Linked DNA regions of Homo sapiens: region 1 is linked to region 2. The links are chromatin contacts, found by Hi-C in ENCODE. All regions are on one chromosome and are shown on one strand. Each heading gives the region's core, a stretch centred on a gene start or an enhancer-like site at or near the end of the contact. The rest is flanking DNA. Distances are from core to core; before and after follow the strand shown.

Region 1 (7,650 bases), core at 3,282-5,781, 3.2 Mb before region 2:
CCCGGGAGGTTGCAGTAAGCTGAGATTGCGCCACTGCACTCCAGCCAGGGGGATACAGCAAGACTCTGTCTCCAAAAACAAAAACAAAACAAAAAGGGCCTTTAAACAGGTGCCAGCCATTTCTATGTTTGGGGACAACTAAGAGGTAGTTGGTCTAGTGGTTAAAAGCTTAGCCACTCATGAAAGAACCAATGGGTTCAAATCCTAGCTTATCCTCCACTCCCACTTACTGTGTGATGGTGGAGAGAGGACTTTGCATCTCTGTACCTCAGTTTCCACATCTAGAAAGTATGGCCATAACATCACCTACTTTGCTGCAACTGTTGTTAGGGTTAAATGAATTCATGTATGTAAAGCACTTGGAACAGCAACTTACCTTCATCATTAGTGACAAGTCACCTAGGAGTAGACATTCTTATAGTTTCAGGAAAGCTGACTTCTAGCAGCCCCTCTTAGTTTTATAAATGAAGGTTGTCAAGCACCCAGTCCCCTAAGGGGACAGGACATATGGTAGCCTGACAAAGGCAGCCTTGCTGTAAGGTCTGTTGACAGGTGAGGATCCCAGACAGGAGCTTACTATGAAAGAAGAAGGACTGAGCTGGGGGAGATGGTGCTGGGGCGGGGGCTTGCTCAGCAAACAGTGGCTGTCATTGCACCCATGTATAAATTAAGAGCTGTAGCCATGGGCTCCCGGGCATGGGTGCAGCTTCTGGGAGGGTGGGAAGGGAGTCTCTGCAATTGCTGGTAGGGATGCGACCATCTGTGTTTCAGCAGATGCACTAAGTGGCAATGTTAGAAACAACCACTGTGGGAAACGGGGAACTGCTGGTGAACTGATCGCGTTTTCCAGTTCTCTAGGTAAGAGGCATTTTAGCCATTTTAGGCTGAGCTCTCCGCAGTTTTTTCTTTTTTTAAAAAACAATTCAGGGTAAAAGAGGGCCCTGAAACCACCTTAGATGTTCCTCAGTTGGATGCTGGAATGACTAATATGAATATTGAAAGAAATACTACCTTTTTGGGAGTTCTCCGACCATGTTTACCATTCAACAAGTCATACCACATATGTTATTATCATTTCAGCTCAGTTTGAGGGAGGACTACTGAGGGAGAACTATTTCTCTTTTTTCTTCTTCTTTTTTTTTTTTTTTTTTTTTGAGACAGAGTCTTGCTCTGTCACTCAGGCTGGGGTGTGGTGGTGCGATTTCTGCTCACTGCAACCTCCGCCTCCCTGGTTCAGGCTATTCTCCTGCCTCAGCCTCCTGAGAAGCTGGGTCTACAGGGGTGCATCACCATGCCTGGCTAATTTTTGTATTTTTAGTAGAGGCGGGATTTCACCGTGTTGGCCAGGCTGGTCTCGAACTCCCGACCTCAAGTGATCCACCTACCTCAGCCTCCCAAAGTGCTGGGGTTACAGGTGTGAGCCACTGTACCCAGCCAAGAACTACTTTTCTGTATCTGATCTGAGGACCCTCATTTCTAGCTTTGGTTAGTCCCAGGGAAAGACTGCTGCTATTCTAGGACTGAGTCAAGCTCAAAATATGATTCTAGTCTTCATTTCAGTGCCTTGAAATGGAAGGGAGGGAGAAATCAACCAACCAAGAAGTGAACCCTAGACTGAAAAAAGAGCATGAGCCATAAATTATATGTGACGGTGCCATTTACTGGTTCTAAGATTCAGCCTCTCCAAAGGACGCTGCCAAAAATGCCCTAGAGTAACACATATTTTTCCAGAATGCTACAATTATAATGTCGTTTGCTCTTACATCAATCTTGTGAGGCAAAGAGAGTAACGGAGAGTTTCTTCCTTATTTTAGATAAGGAAATGGATACAGGAGTGTAAGGAGGTCCTCTGCAGTGAAGGAATGAGGATTATAGCATGGTGCCAGCAGGCATGTCACATTCCTTCCCTAATACCATGCTCCCACTGTCCATCCCCACCATACCACAACACACCATACCACACCACACGCCACGCCACACCACCCCACACCATACCACGCCACACCATACCACACCACACACACCATACCACAACATGCCACGCCACACCATACCACGCCACAACACGCCACGCCACGCCACACCACACCACATCACGCCACACCATACCACACCACACCATCCTATCCCCACTGCTGGGTAAATCTCAGTTTCTCCCTCCACTGGCCAGATGTCTAAGACAAAATCATTCTGCTGTCTAAACTCTAGAGAGGTTTTAAGATCTGAAGGGTCATGGTAAGGCTGTCTATAAGTCACGTGACTATTCCTGGGATATACAAGTAGTTTACCTTCCCAGGTTTTGTGGTTTGAAAGATTACTGACATCCTGAGAATGGTGGCCAACCGCATGTTAGTCCATCCTTCTACTCAAAGGCTTTGCTATCTCCTCCTGGAAACGTTACCTGAAAGTATTAATAATCTTTAGGGTACTGAAAATTTGACTCCTGCATCTATGCTAATATACAATGATCTAACAAAGCTTTTTTTTTTTTTCCCTAGCCTTATTATTAAGCATCCTGATGGTCCAAATATTGACTTGCAGGAATTCTTGTTGGCTGAGGACAAAATATTTGCTTCTACTGGTTTGGGGAATCATACACTTGCTGGGGTAGTAGCTGAGGAGCTAGAATGTCGTAGAATTCCCTTAGTTTCGATTTCCTGAAAGCATTCTTATTGAGCAAGGTTTCTGATTTTCCCTCTTGCTCTGGCCTTAGTTTTTCTCTCTGTCTCTTCCATGCTATCAGAATGGAATGGGAAACCCTACTATGGCCATTCCAATAGCCTCCATCTCTGGGGCTTTATCAATCAAATTAGCACAGTTTGTAGATGGTTAACTGTTACAGAAATGCCAGTTATTATGATCATATGCCGCTGTTACATAGGGTCAGGGCAAGCCTGTGTGCCTACAAAGACCCGCCAGCTCCTCTCTGGTCCTATGTAATTTCCATTTACAGATCTGTATTGCAAATGAATTACACCAGAAATTTCTTCTTCTGCTCCAAACTACAGCTTTTCTTGAATGCTTCCTAATGGAAACATAGATCTAAGACAATATATAACATGTAGTTGTTTCTCGGCTCACCTCTGGACACTGCCATTCCTTTAGGGGCACACGTATCCTCACTGGGAACAAGATACTGCTTTGGAGAGCAGTCTGTAGATTCAATCACTCAAGGACCAGGACTGTGATGTACTCTTACACACCACCATTGCCCTTAACATCTAGTACAGTATTCTCATGCATCACATGTAAGAGATGGGTTGATACGCAGTGGTCAGATCAATGAGTAAATAAATAAATGACCAGATCTCTGCCAACTAAAACAGAAGAGAATGAAGACATTATCTCAAACATAAAACTAAACTGCAAAGTCCTTTCCACGAATTGCCAACAGTTTGGGATTTCACAGAATATAGAAACCCATATGGCTAACAACAGAGCGTGGGTACATTCTCCTGAAAATCAAAATTCTAAAAAATATATCATTAACCATTGTGGTTGCTCATCTCCAAATATGGCTCCCAAATAATTCTGTATGTGCATGTCATGCCTCCCATTAGAAGGTGAAACTTATGTCCTTGTGACTGACGTGTGACTGTTTTGATGAATAGAATGAGGAGGAAGTGATATGCTGGAGATTCAGAGTTTGGGCCCAGCAGCTTCTGGTTATTTAAGCTTGTAACACAGTTACCATATAGTAAGGATGCCCAAGCAGTACCACATGGAAGTAAGCTGAGGCCTTGGGACCACAGGGCTAGCTGAGTTCCCAGCCAACAGCCCCTGACAACTTGCCAGCCACGTGAAGAAGCCATCTTGGGTGTGGCTCCGCCAGCTCCAGCTGAACTTGCCTTAGCAGATGCCATGTGGAACAGAGAGGAAGCTTCTCTGCAGAGCCCTGCCCTAATGGCAGCATTGTATTTCCAGGCTCCAAATTCGTGGTTTGTTACAAAGCAATAATAGGTAAGTGAAACAACCATCTGGGTCAGCCTCAATCAACACTGCGAGAATGGAAGAAGGTGAGCACATGCCAGGATGAGATACATCCATGGGCACCACCTTTGTGTTCCTGCCTCTGGGAGGAAGTGACAAGGACTTTGAAGTTCGAGAAAGAGTGCTACTGAAATGAAAATAAATCACGGCAACAACAAAAAAACTTGAAATAAGAAAAATCATTGCCAAAATAAGGAAAAGTTTTCTATTTGATAAAGCAGAAGAAAACTTAACATGACAATTTTAATGAAAGAATAAATCTGGTCTCCCCCCTTTCCTTTTGGAGGCTGGGAATGTTTGTACAACTAAAAAGTCTTTAGTAATCCCTTCTTTTATCCAAAACAGATTGCAGTTTTCAGCACGGCCCCATAAACTGCAGGTTCAAAGGAACCTGAAACTGAATTAGCATAAAATCTGGAATTCTCATTTCCACCAAATGCACAGCTGCCATCTGACAGCTCTTCTGTGATTTCAGTTTCAAATAGAAACTGAAAGAAGCTGAGGTGGCGCGGGCCATGGGTTCTGTCCTTTCCCTCACTCTCCTCCACACACTCAGAGTCAAGAGGATCTTAGAGGTCTGCCTCAAACCTCTGGTTCTAGAATGAATCCCTTAGCTAACAACCTGCCCAATAAAACTGGTAGGGAACAACCCCAAAGCCACGGACAGTTAGTTTATAAGCGAAGAGGGCTGGGGGTTGCCCATAAGATATGAGTGCTTTGCTGACGGCCTCGGGAGTGTGAAAGACTTTAAAGTAAATTCACACAAAACATGGGGTCGAATATGCTGGGACTAAGTTGGAACATAGGGTTGGATCTGCTGGGAGAGGAGGTGGAGCCCCCGTTCCCAGTTTTTGCATTACAAATACCAAGAAATCCACACTGGAATACACTAAAATTTAAATACCAGCAGGTCTGTTGATTTGCTTTCATGATTCACTTAACACTTCCTCAGCTTTCTCTGTAGGTCATGACAGCTCTAGGCAACTACGTTTAATTCTGGAAAAGCAAAGTGGGCGGGTTGGGGTGGTAGTGGTGTTGCTTTGCCTACCGCTGAAATCCTTCACCTTGGGGGAACAAGTTACTCTTCTTTGCATACAGAAGAAAAAAAAAATATATATATATATATGTACACTGATGCCCTCTGAGGAGTGCATGTGCTCTGAAGAGGATTTTCTCACCCCCAGTAGCGAGGGAGGATTTATCCAGAGCCATCCCAAGCCTCTCCTCTGATTCTCCATGTGATTGACTGAATGACTCCAAGTGACAGCGGGTGGGGGCAGCATCAATAGCACATGAAAAGCGGGCTGCAAACCCTCGGGGAGCGGGAGGCAGGGCCCTACTCCTCCCTCAACAACAGGATTCCCGCCAGGCCCGGGTGGATTCTCCCAAACCACCATGCCCCACGCAGAGCCATCTGCTCCTGAACTGGGGCACGGATGTCAACTTAACATCCGCCACTCGGGTGAGAGATGGGATGGGCCTGTGCTGGCCAAGTGTGGTGGGCTGCCCTCCCTGGAACACTCTAAGAAATTCACAGGGAAGCGAGTGTGGATCTTCAGAACTTCACTTTCACTCAGGTCTGTGCCTCCTTTGAAGTTCCTCTACTGCTAATGTACAACTTTTCATATTCTCCAGGAGAGAAAAAAATGTAGGGAGCATCTGGTATTTACACAGAATCTTAGAGGGAGTTGATGGATTTAATTACAAGTGTTAGTAAAACAGGAAAATTGTAGCCAGGCTTTCAAATAGCCACTCGCCTATAACTAACAAGACTTTCGGTTGTGCTGCTGGGAAAGAATGCTATTTATTTTCCTCGCAATGAGTTTTCTGGAAGAAGAGGAGGCTGGTAAAAATACAGTTGTTGGCTGGTAGCTTTTCTTTTAATTTATGATGTTTTCCTTCTTATACAAAGATCGGGCCACAAACAACATTCTACTAGGCAGTACGTTCCCAGTTGTTTTTCCATCAGCACTCGTGGTGATGGATTTTCTTTCTGTTACCAGTGCTCACTCACAGCTGACAACCTGCATTTGCAAAATGACCAGCTGAGTTTGGGGGTGCATGAGGAGGCATGGAAATGATTTCAAAGAACTGACCTGTAGGCAGATTAGAGAACCGACCTGGACCGGATCACATGAGCAGCCAACTCTGATGAGTTTTAGAAGACTGTTTGCAGGGCTATTGTAGACCATGACAGGGAAGATGAGGTGCTGAATGAATACTGTACTGGATTAGAAAGGTCAGAAGCCCTGGATTTTACAACAGGTCCAGTCCCAACTAGTTATGACTTTGGGTAAGTCAGGTAACTATTTCTTCACCATTAAAATGCACACCAGTTGGGATGAATAATCTCTCTCTCTCTGTGATTCTTTATGATCTGGTACCTAATGTATAAACAGAGAATAGTCTCTGTGCTGAAAAATAAATATTTTCCTCCTTCTATTAATATTTTCTTAGAGTTTATAATTTCTAAGTAGGATATACCATTCAATGTATGTACCTCTTCTGCTTCCACCCTCCTCCCCACTCTCATGGAATTTCCTGATAAGCCAATGAAATGTCAGAAGTATGCTATGGTCTGCATTTAATCCTTCTAAGTGGTGAGTAAAATTCAGCTTCCTCACTGAGACAGTCAAGGTACAAGTGAGCCTCCTGGGCTCCGTGCCGCTGTCAGTTGGTACTACGGGGCCATTAAACACATTTGTCAGCTTTGTGTTTTAAAAACAAAACCAAAAGGGTAAATGTGTCATCACACCCACTTTAGTCTGAAATCCACAAGGGAAGGACTTCAGAACGAAAGAACAAAATACACATGCCTTCCCCCAAACCCACACAGATCAGAACACTGCTAAATTCTAAGTTGGGCTTTGCCTTAATCAGACCATTCCTAGCCAAGGAAATGTGCAGGCCACATTGAGAACCAATTTAGTCATTTCTGACTTCTCAACAATCAAATAAAACAATAAATAGCCTGAAGTGGGCTAGAAGCGGACAGGGACCACATGTATTTCCTCTCAGGATTTTTTTTTTTTTTTAACATGAAAGTTTGGCTTGAAAAGAACTTATTGCATAGACACATGTGGCCTCAATAGGTCAGATCTTTAATGGATGAGACAGATTCCAGATTCAAGCACACAATATCAGGATTTAAAACCCCAGAATTTGGTAATGGAAAGTTTGGGTCACATTAAGGGCTGTGGGATCCAGGGATAAGATTTAGTTTTAAATTAGCCTCTTGGGCAGGCTGAGCATCTCCCTAAGAAGCACCAGCTGTCTCCAGTTCTACCTCTTCCCTTCTCTCTGGGCACTTCCCCCTTGGATGGGCCACAACGTTCCTGGCTTCAGATTCCTTTCCCGTGTATTTATTGTTGACTCCTACCTTTACAGTTACTCATTTTTGTTTGTTTTAGATGTCTTTTAAAGTTTTGCCTAAGTGTGTATTTTGAAAAATTTCTAACAGGAAAAAATAATGATAGATGGTGAGAATAACACCCAAAAACTCTTTGCTTGACTTCCTCCATTGATAACATTTTGCCACATTTCCTTTGTCTCTCATTATGCTTGGTATATGATTACATATACCATGCAGGGTCTATTTATTCATCTACTCATTTAGGGTTTGTGTGAGGGAAAGGAAACTCTCCCAGCTTTCCTCATGGT
Region 2 (6,978 bases), core at 1,876-4,375:
ATAGCCCAGTCAGGAGATGAGGGTTTCCTGAAATAAAGCAATGGAGATGTAGAAGACATTTCTTAAGACCATTTAAAAGATGCACTTGGAGATCAATTGGGTGGGGCAGAGAAATCAAACAAGGATGATCCCAGATTTCTGGCTTGGGGCGGTGCCATTCGGCCAACTACAACTAACAATTATAGTAGGCAGAGGTCGGGGGGCATAGCATGGAACACACCCCTTTTTGCAAGCTCCTGCTCCAATCCAGGAGTTTGAGACCAGCCTGGGCAACACAGCAAAACCTCATCTCCACAAAACATTTAAAATTAGCCAGGCATGGTGGCAAGCGCCTTTAGTCACAGCTACTTGGGAGGCTGAGGCAGGAGGATGGCTTATGCCCAGGAGTTTGAGGTTTCAGTGAGCTATGATCATGCCACCATACTCCAGCCTGGGTGACAATGTGAGACCCTGTCTCTTAAAAAATAGAAACAGGCTAGGCGCAGTGGCTCATGCCTATAATCCCAACACTTTGGGAGGCCGGGGCAGGTGGATCACCTGAAGTCAGGAGTTCGAGACCAGCCTGACCAACAAGGTGAAACCTTGTCTCTACTAAAACTACAAAAAATTAGCCGGGTGTGGTGGCACACACCTGTAATCCCAGCTACTCGGGAGGCTGAGGCAGAATTGCTTGAACCTGGAAGGTGAAGGTTGCAGTGAGCTGAGATCATGCCATTGCACTCCAGCCTGGGTGACAGAGTGAAACTCAACCTCAAAAAAAAAAAAAAAAAGAGAAAGAGAGAGAGAAAAGAAAAGAACAAAACAAAAAAGACCCCTTTGATCTCTTTCGGGCAGCTCTGACCTAGCCCTTGGGACATCCCAAACCCTGATTCCGTTTCAGATATCCAAAGACAGTCATAATGTCTCAAGTTTCTTGTGTGATTATTTGCTTGTGCCCAGTAACCCTGGTCCTCTTGTTCCTTCATTCCTAATAGAACAAACATGTGCACATGACCCATGGGGTGAATCTCATTTCCTGAACTCCACACCAGGAAAAGACTGACCTTGTTAAGGTTTTAAGGTTTTTTTTGTTGTTGTTTTTTGTTTTAGCGACAAGGTCTCTGTCACCCAGGCTGGAGTGCAATGGCGCAATCACAGCTCACTGCAGCCTCAACCTTGCAGGCTCAAGCAATCCCCCAGTTTCAGCCTCCAGAGTAGCTAGTACCACAGGTGTGCGCCACCATGCCCCGTTAATTTTTGTATTTTTTGTAGTGACAGGTTTTTGCCATGTTGCCCAGGCTGGTCTCAAACTCCTGAGCCCATTCTCAAGCAATCCCCCAACCTTGGTCTCCCAAAGTCCTGGAATTACAGGCGTGAGCCATGGCACCCAGCCTAAATATCTTTTTTAATGTCTTTTTTTAATAGACTATAACCTCAGCATATGGTGTTGAAAATGTTTGAATGTACATAAAAGTATAACAAATAACATTTTAAAAACCACTCGTAATCCTGTTTCTTAGAAATTATTGATATTTGAGAATATTTCTATTTTTCTTCTATTCATATATATATGTGTTTTATGTGCTTAATTTTGTAGTATGAGCATTTTTCTAGGTCTCTCATATTTCCTGGAAAATATGCTTTTTAAGTGGCTAAGCAGAGTTCAACATGCGTGTACTTACATTAAGTTTGTCCCTATAATTGTATATTTAATATGTTTCTGTGTCTGTATGTGTGCATGTGTATACTGTTTTGTTGTTCTTGCTATGATAAAACCCTGTGCCGAGTATGTTTCTGTATAAATCTTGGGTAATCTTTTCTAATTTTTGTTTTTGAGACAGGGTCTTGCTCTGTCAACCAGGCTGGAGTACAGTGGCATGATCATAGCTCACTGCAGCTCACTAGCTCAGGCGATCCTCCTACCTCAGCCACCCAAGTACCTAGGTGCAGGTACACGCCACACCTGGCCAATTTTTTTATTTTTTGCAGAGACGAGGTCTGTCTGTGTTGCCCAGGCTGGCCTCGAACTCTTGGGCTCAAGCAATCCACCCACCCTGGCCTACCAAAGTGCTGGGATTGCACGTGTGAGCCACCATCCCCAGCCTCTAATTATTTCTTTAAGACAAATTACTGGCATGGTCCAAGGATTAAAAGACTTAGCTGAAGCCGGGCGCAGTGGCTCATGCCTGTAATTCCAGCACTTTGGGAGGCCAAAGCGAGTGGAACACTTGAGGTCACAAGTTCGAGACCAGCCTGGTCAACATAGCAAAACCCCATCTCTACTAAAAATACAAAAATGAGCCAGGCATGGTGACAAGCGCCTGTAATCCCAGCTACTCAAGAGGCTGAGGCAGGAGAATCACTTGAACCCAGGAGGCAGAGGTTGCAGTGAGCCGAGATTATGCCACTGCATTCCAGCCTGGGCGACAAAGCAAGATTCAAAAAAAAAAAAAAAAAGGCCGAGCACAGTGGCTCATGCCTGTAATCCCAGCACTTCAGGAGGCCAAGGCAGGCGTATCACAAGGTCAGGAGATCGAGACCATCCTGGCTAACATGGTGAAACCCTGTCTCTACTAAAAATACAAAAAATTAGCCAGGCATGGTGTCGGGCACCTGTAGTCCCAGCTACTCAGGAGGCTAAGGCAGGAGAATAGCGTGAACCTGGGAGGCGGAGCTTGCGGTGAGTCGAGATCGTGCCACTGCACTCCAGCCTGGACAACAGAGCGAGACTCCGTCTCAAAAAACAAAAAAAAAAAGACTTATTTGAACAAGTTTAAGGGTGTTACTTAAAACAAACTTCTTCCTAAAAGACAATGGGGTGATTTTATCAGGTCCTTTTACTTTTGGCCTTTCTCTGGTTGGCTGGAGGGGAAAGCACATGGCCACACTTCTCACAGCCTGGGGTTTCTGAAAGACATTGACAGATTCTTTCTTGGTGGAAATTTGAAACTCTTTTCTCCTCCTGGAATGGGCAACCCCTGTGACTTACAACCAGCCTGTGCCGGCTCAGTGGCTGCAAGTGCTGTCATCACAGCCCATCAAGCAAATGGAAAGAAACTGCCTGGGTCACTCAGGCTCTGAGCAAACACCGGGGAACAGTGGCTGCTCTCTTCTGTTTTCAAAGGAACATGCTGTTTTAATCACACCCAGGAATGCTTTCCCAAAGTCTTTCTACTCCCCAGAATCTTCCTGTCAAGCCTGGGGCCTGCCCTGCTTATTCTCTGAGTCTGCCTTTCCTGAAATGCAATGGCTGGCCAGGCGAGTCCCCCGCTGCCTCCCCGACCCTGAGCAAGGATTGTGGGGCATGGTAACTGACCAGCATTCAAGGAATGTGAACACCATGTCTTGGCCCAGATTATGAGTTCTGGGTCCAAGGGCTGGACGAGCTTCAGCTGGCTGTGTGCACATCAGCCCACTCTAGTTTTTTCTGCAAAATACACGGGATGTCCTTCTCAAAACTGGACTTACGGTCGGGCAAGGTGGCTCACGCCTGTAATCCCAGCACTTTGGGAGGTCAATGCAGGCGGATCACTGGAGGTCAGGAGTTCGAGACCAGCCTGGCCCACAGGGTGAAACCCCGTCTCTACTAAAAGTACAAAAATTAGCTGGGCATGGTGCTGCATGCCTGTAATCTCAGCTACTTGGGAGGCTGAGGCAGGAGAATCGCTTGAGCCCGGGAGGTGGAGGTTGAAGTGAGGCGAGATCACACCACTGCACTCCAGCCTGGGCGACAGAGTGAGACTCCGTCTCCAAAAAAAACAAAACAAAACAAAACAGAAAACTGGCTTACTGATTAGTAGGGCCCGGGGAGCAAAGATGCAGCATGGTTTTAATCCCACCCAAGTGTAAATCACTCTGCAACACTCATGTCCAGACCCCAGAAGAAGAGGTCTGCTCCAGGCATGCTCAGAGCCCTGCACCAAAGGGAAGGAGGAGGCATAGGGAGGAGCCACACATACCCTACCTCATGGCAGATATAGCCCCAGGAAGGGTGGCTGGAAGATGATGGCAAAACTAAGTGGAAATATGCAATGCATTTGGTGAGGGCAGTGCACAAATCTGTGCTGAAGACAAGAGACAGAAGACAAGGGGAAAATGCTTTCATCCTAAGTTTTGGTCCAAGCTGGGCAGACAGATGGTATTTTACTTTAGGAGGGTCAATCTGGTACAATAAGGATACTTGCAGAAGAGTTTGGGACTGTAGGATGTTAGAAAGATGCTACAATTGTCCGGCCAGGCACAGCAGCTCATGCCTGTAATCCCAGCACTTTGGGAGGCTGAGGCGGGTGAAACTCCTGAGCTCAGGAGTTTGAGAACACCTTGGACGACATGGTGAAACCCCATCTCTACTAAAATACAAAAAAATTAGCTGTGCGTGGTGGCACGTGCCTGTAGTCCCAGCTACTCAGGAGGCTGAGGCAGAAGAGTCACTTGAACCCCGGAGCCAGAGGTTACAGTGAGCTGAGATAGTGCCATGGTACTCCAGCCTGGGCTACAGAGTGAGGGAAGGGGAAGGGAAAGGGAAGGGGAAAGGGCGGAGGGGGGAGGGGGGAGGGAGGGAGGGAGGGAGGGAGGAAGGAAGGAAGGAAGGAAGGAAGGAAGGAAGGAAGGAAGGAAGGAAGGAAAGGGAAGGGAGAGAGGGATGCTACAGTTGTCAAGGAGAGAGGTATTAGAGTCCAAACCACAGATGGGGCAGATGGAGATGGGAAGAAGGAGAACTCAGGAGATATGAAGGAAGTAGAAGTGATAGGTCTTGATTTGTAGAACATTCAGGTGAGGACATCGAAGAGACTCCACTTTCCTTAAATAACGACAATAATAATAAGTGCTACAAAGGAGTTCATGGATCAAGTTAAATGACACATAGAAAGTGCTTAGAACAGTACGTGGCTGAATTAGGCTCATTGAAGATCAGGTCCTAAAATGAGTATGACTTAGACCAATATCACTACTATATAAGCTTGCAGGTCAAGGTCAGAAATATAGAGTCGGAATCAACAAATGGATGTCAGTTTAAGGCATCAAAGTGGACCTGATTGCCCAAAGCACACATGCACAGTTAGGAGATTGGAGAGCAGGGAGGCAAAAGGGGGCACCCATGCTAAGGAGCTGCTAGAGAGGAAGTGGTGGAAGAGTGAGAAAAAATAGCTCAGCTTGAACCAGGTAAGAACACGCCACAGAAGCCAAGAAGAAAAAGTGTGCTGAGAAGGAGAAAGTGCTCAGCGCTGCAGACAGGTAAAGTGAGATGAACATGGACAAAGGCCTATTGGATTTGGCCACAAAGAAGTTAAAAGGCAGAATGTTTTAAGGCAGCAGTCCCCAACCTTTGTGACACCAGGGACCAGCTTCATGGAAGACAATTTTCCCAAGTACCAATTCAGTGGGGTGGTTGGGCGGAGGGGGGGGTGGTTTGGGGATGACTCAACTGCATTACATTTATTGTGCATTTTATTTCTATTATTATTACATTGTAATATATAATGAAATAATTCTACAACTCACCATCATCAGTGGGAGTGCTGAGCTTGTTTTCCTGCAACTAGAGAGTCCCATCTGGGGGTGATGGGAGACAGCAACAGATCATCAGGCATTAGATTTTCATAAGCAGCATGCAACCCAGATCCCTCGCACATGTGCAGTTCACAATAGGGTTCATGCTCAGATGAGACTCAAATGCTGCCACTAATCTGACAGGAGATGGAGTTCAGGCAGTAATGAGAGTGATGGGAAGCAGCTGTGAATACAGATGAAGCTTTGCTCACTTGCCTGCTGCTCATCTCCTGCTGCGCAACCCAGTTCCTAACAGGCCACGGATCAGTACCAACCCGTGGCTCAGGGATTGAGGATGTCTGTTTTAAGGAGGGAAGGTGAGAATGCAGTGAATGGAAAGGACAATGGCATTCATGGAAGATGTTCCCCACCACATTATAAATCATGGAGGAAAAGGGGCACGATCTAAGTGCCCAACAAAAGGGGATTAAATATTTTATGTACAACTATGTTGTACTTTTCTTCATGTCATTATATAAAAATACATTTAAAACAATTGTTATTACATAGCAGAGTTCTAAAAGAGAGATGGAGGCTGGGCTTATGCCTGTAATCCCAGCACTTTGGGAGGCCAAGGTGAGCAGATCACTAGAGGCGAGGAATTTGAGACCATCCTGGCCAACATGGTGAAACCCCATCTCTACTAAAAATACAAAAATTAGCTGGGCATGGTGCCGGGTGCCTGTAATCCCAGCTACTCAGGAGGCTGAGGCACTAGAATCATTTGAACCTGGGAAGCGGAGGCTGCAGTGAGCCGAGATCGCCCCACTGCACTTCAGCCTGGGCAACAGACTGAAACTGTGTCTCAAAAAATAAAGAAAAGAGAAGGAGAGAGAGATGGATTAGTGAATAAAGAAAGCAAAAAGACACAGCTTTCAAAGTAAGGCAGAAAGCCTTTTTTAAAGCCTGTTATGATACAAAGGAAAAACAGGCAAGTGGAAAGTGACTGAGACCTCAGCTTGAGAGATGTGTTGACTCTAGAGAATCTGACAAGAGCAACAAAGACAACTCAAGGGCTGGCAAGTATCAGAGAAAACAAGTAAGAGTAGGATATGGTCCAAAACAATAAATGGTGTAGAATGCAGCTTCATGACTTTGCACCAAGGGTAATGAGAAAACCTGGGAAATGTAAATTCTTATGGGGACTCTATATTATAACTTCGTTCAATTCCCCAGTAGGTAGGCAGCTCCATGAGGACTGGGGCTTTCCTCTCTTCCTCTCTTTGGGATTCCCAGTTCTTAGCACACTGCCTAATAAACCTAAAGATAAGAAGAGTGTAAGAAAATGCAAAAGATTATTATTAATACAAAGATTAAGTGAAAAAATCAAAATACTTGCAATATAGTATCTAAGTTCAAATGGCCACCATTCTAAAAGTGTGCACAGGAAAAAAAAGATATAAACATTTTAAGAGTATATTAGAGTCTGGGATTGTGAATGTGAAATTT

Evidence for each region. Hi-C counts contacts between places; a loop is a spot of excess contacts on that map. Pooled maps may share reads with other maps.
Region 1: a map of chondrocyte shows a loop between it and region 2 (4-fold over the local background). The contact joins two enhancer-like sites. A Hi-C loop is called at or near these places in 9 of 168 maps with a recorded cell type or tissue (Calu3, HepG2, K562 and 4 more), 4 of 37 single-sample maps with no recorded cell type and 23 of 50 pooled maps.

Annotation. Positions count from the first base shown.
Region 1 is chr7:70,678,977-70,686,626 of GRCh38, reverse strand. All of the region lies in intron 5 of AUTS2 (activator of transcription and developmental regulator AUTS2), which reads right to left. Among named protein-coding and RNA genes, the nearest start is that of GALNT17, 450 kb to the left of the region's middle. RefSeq lists enhancers at 4,059-4,984, 4,985-5,910. Within about 2 kb of position 4,531, at least 5 of the 41 ENCODE cell types and tissues checked have a DNase peak (open chromatin) inside an H3K27ac peak, as active enhancers do.
Region 2 is chr7:67,466,663-67,473,640 of GRCh38, reverse strand. No RefSeq gene overlaps it. Among named protein-coding and RNA genes, the nearest start is that of LINC01372, 130 kb to the right of the region's middle. Within about 2 kb of position 3,125, at least 4 of the 41 ENCODE cell types and tissues checked have a DNase peak (open chromatin) inside an H3K27ac peak, as active enhancers do.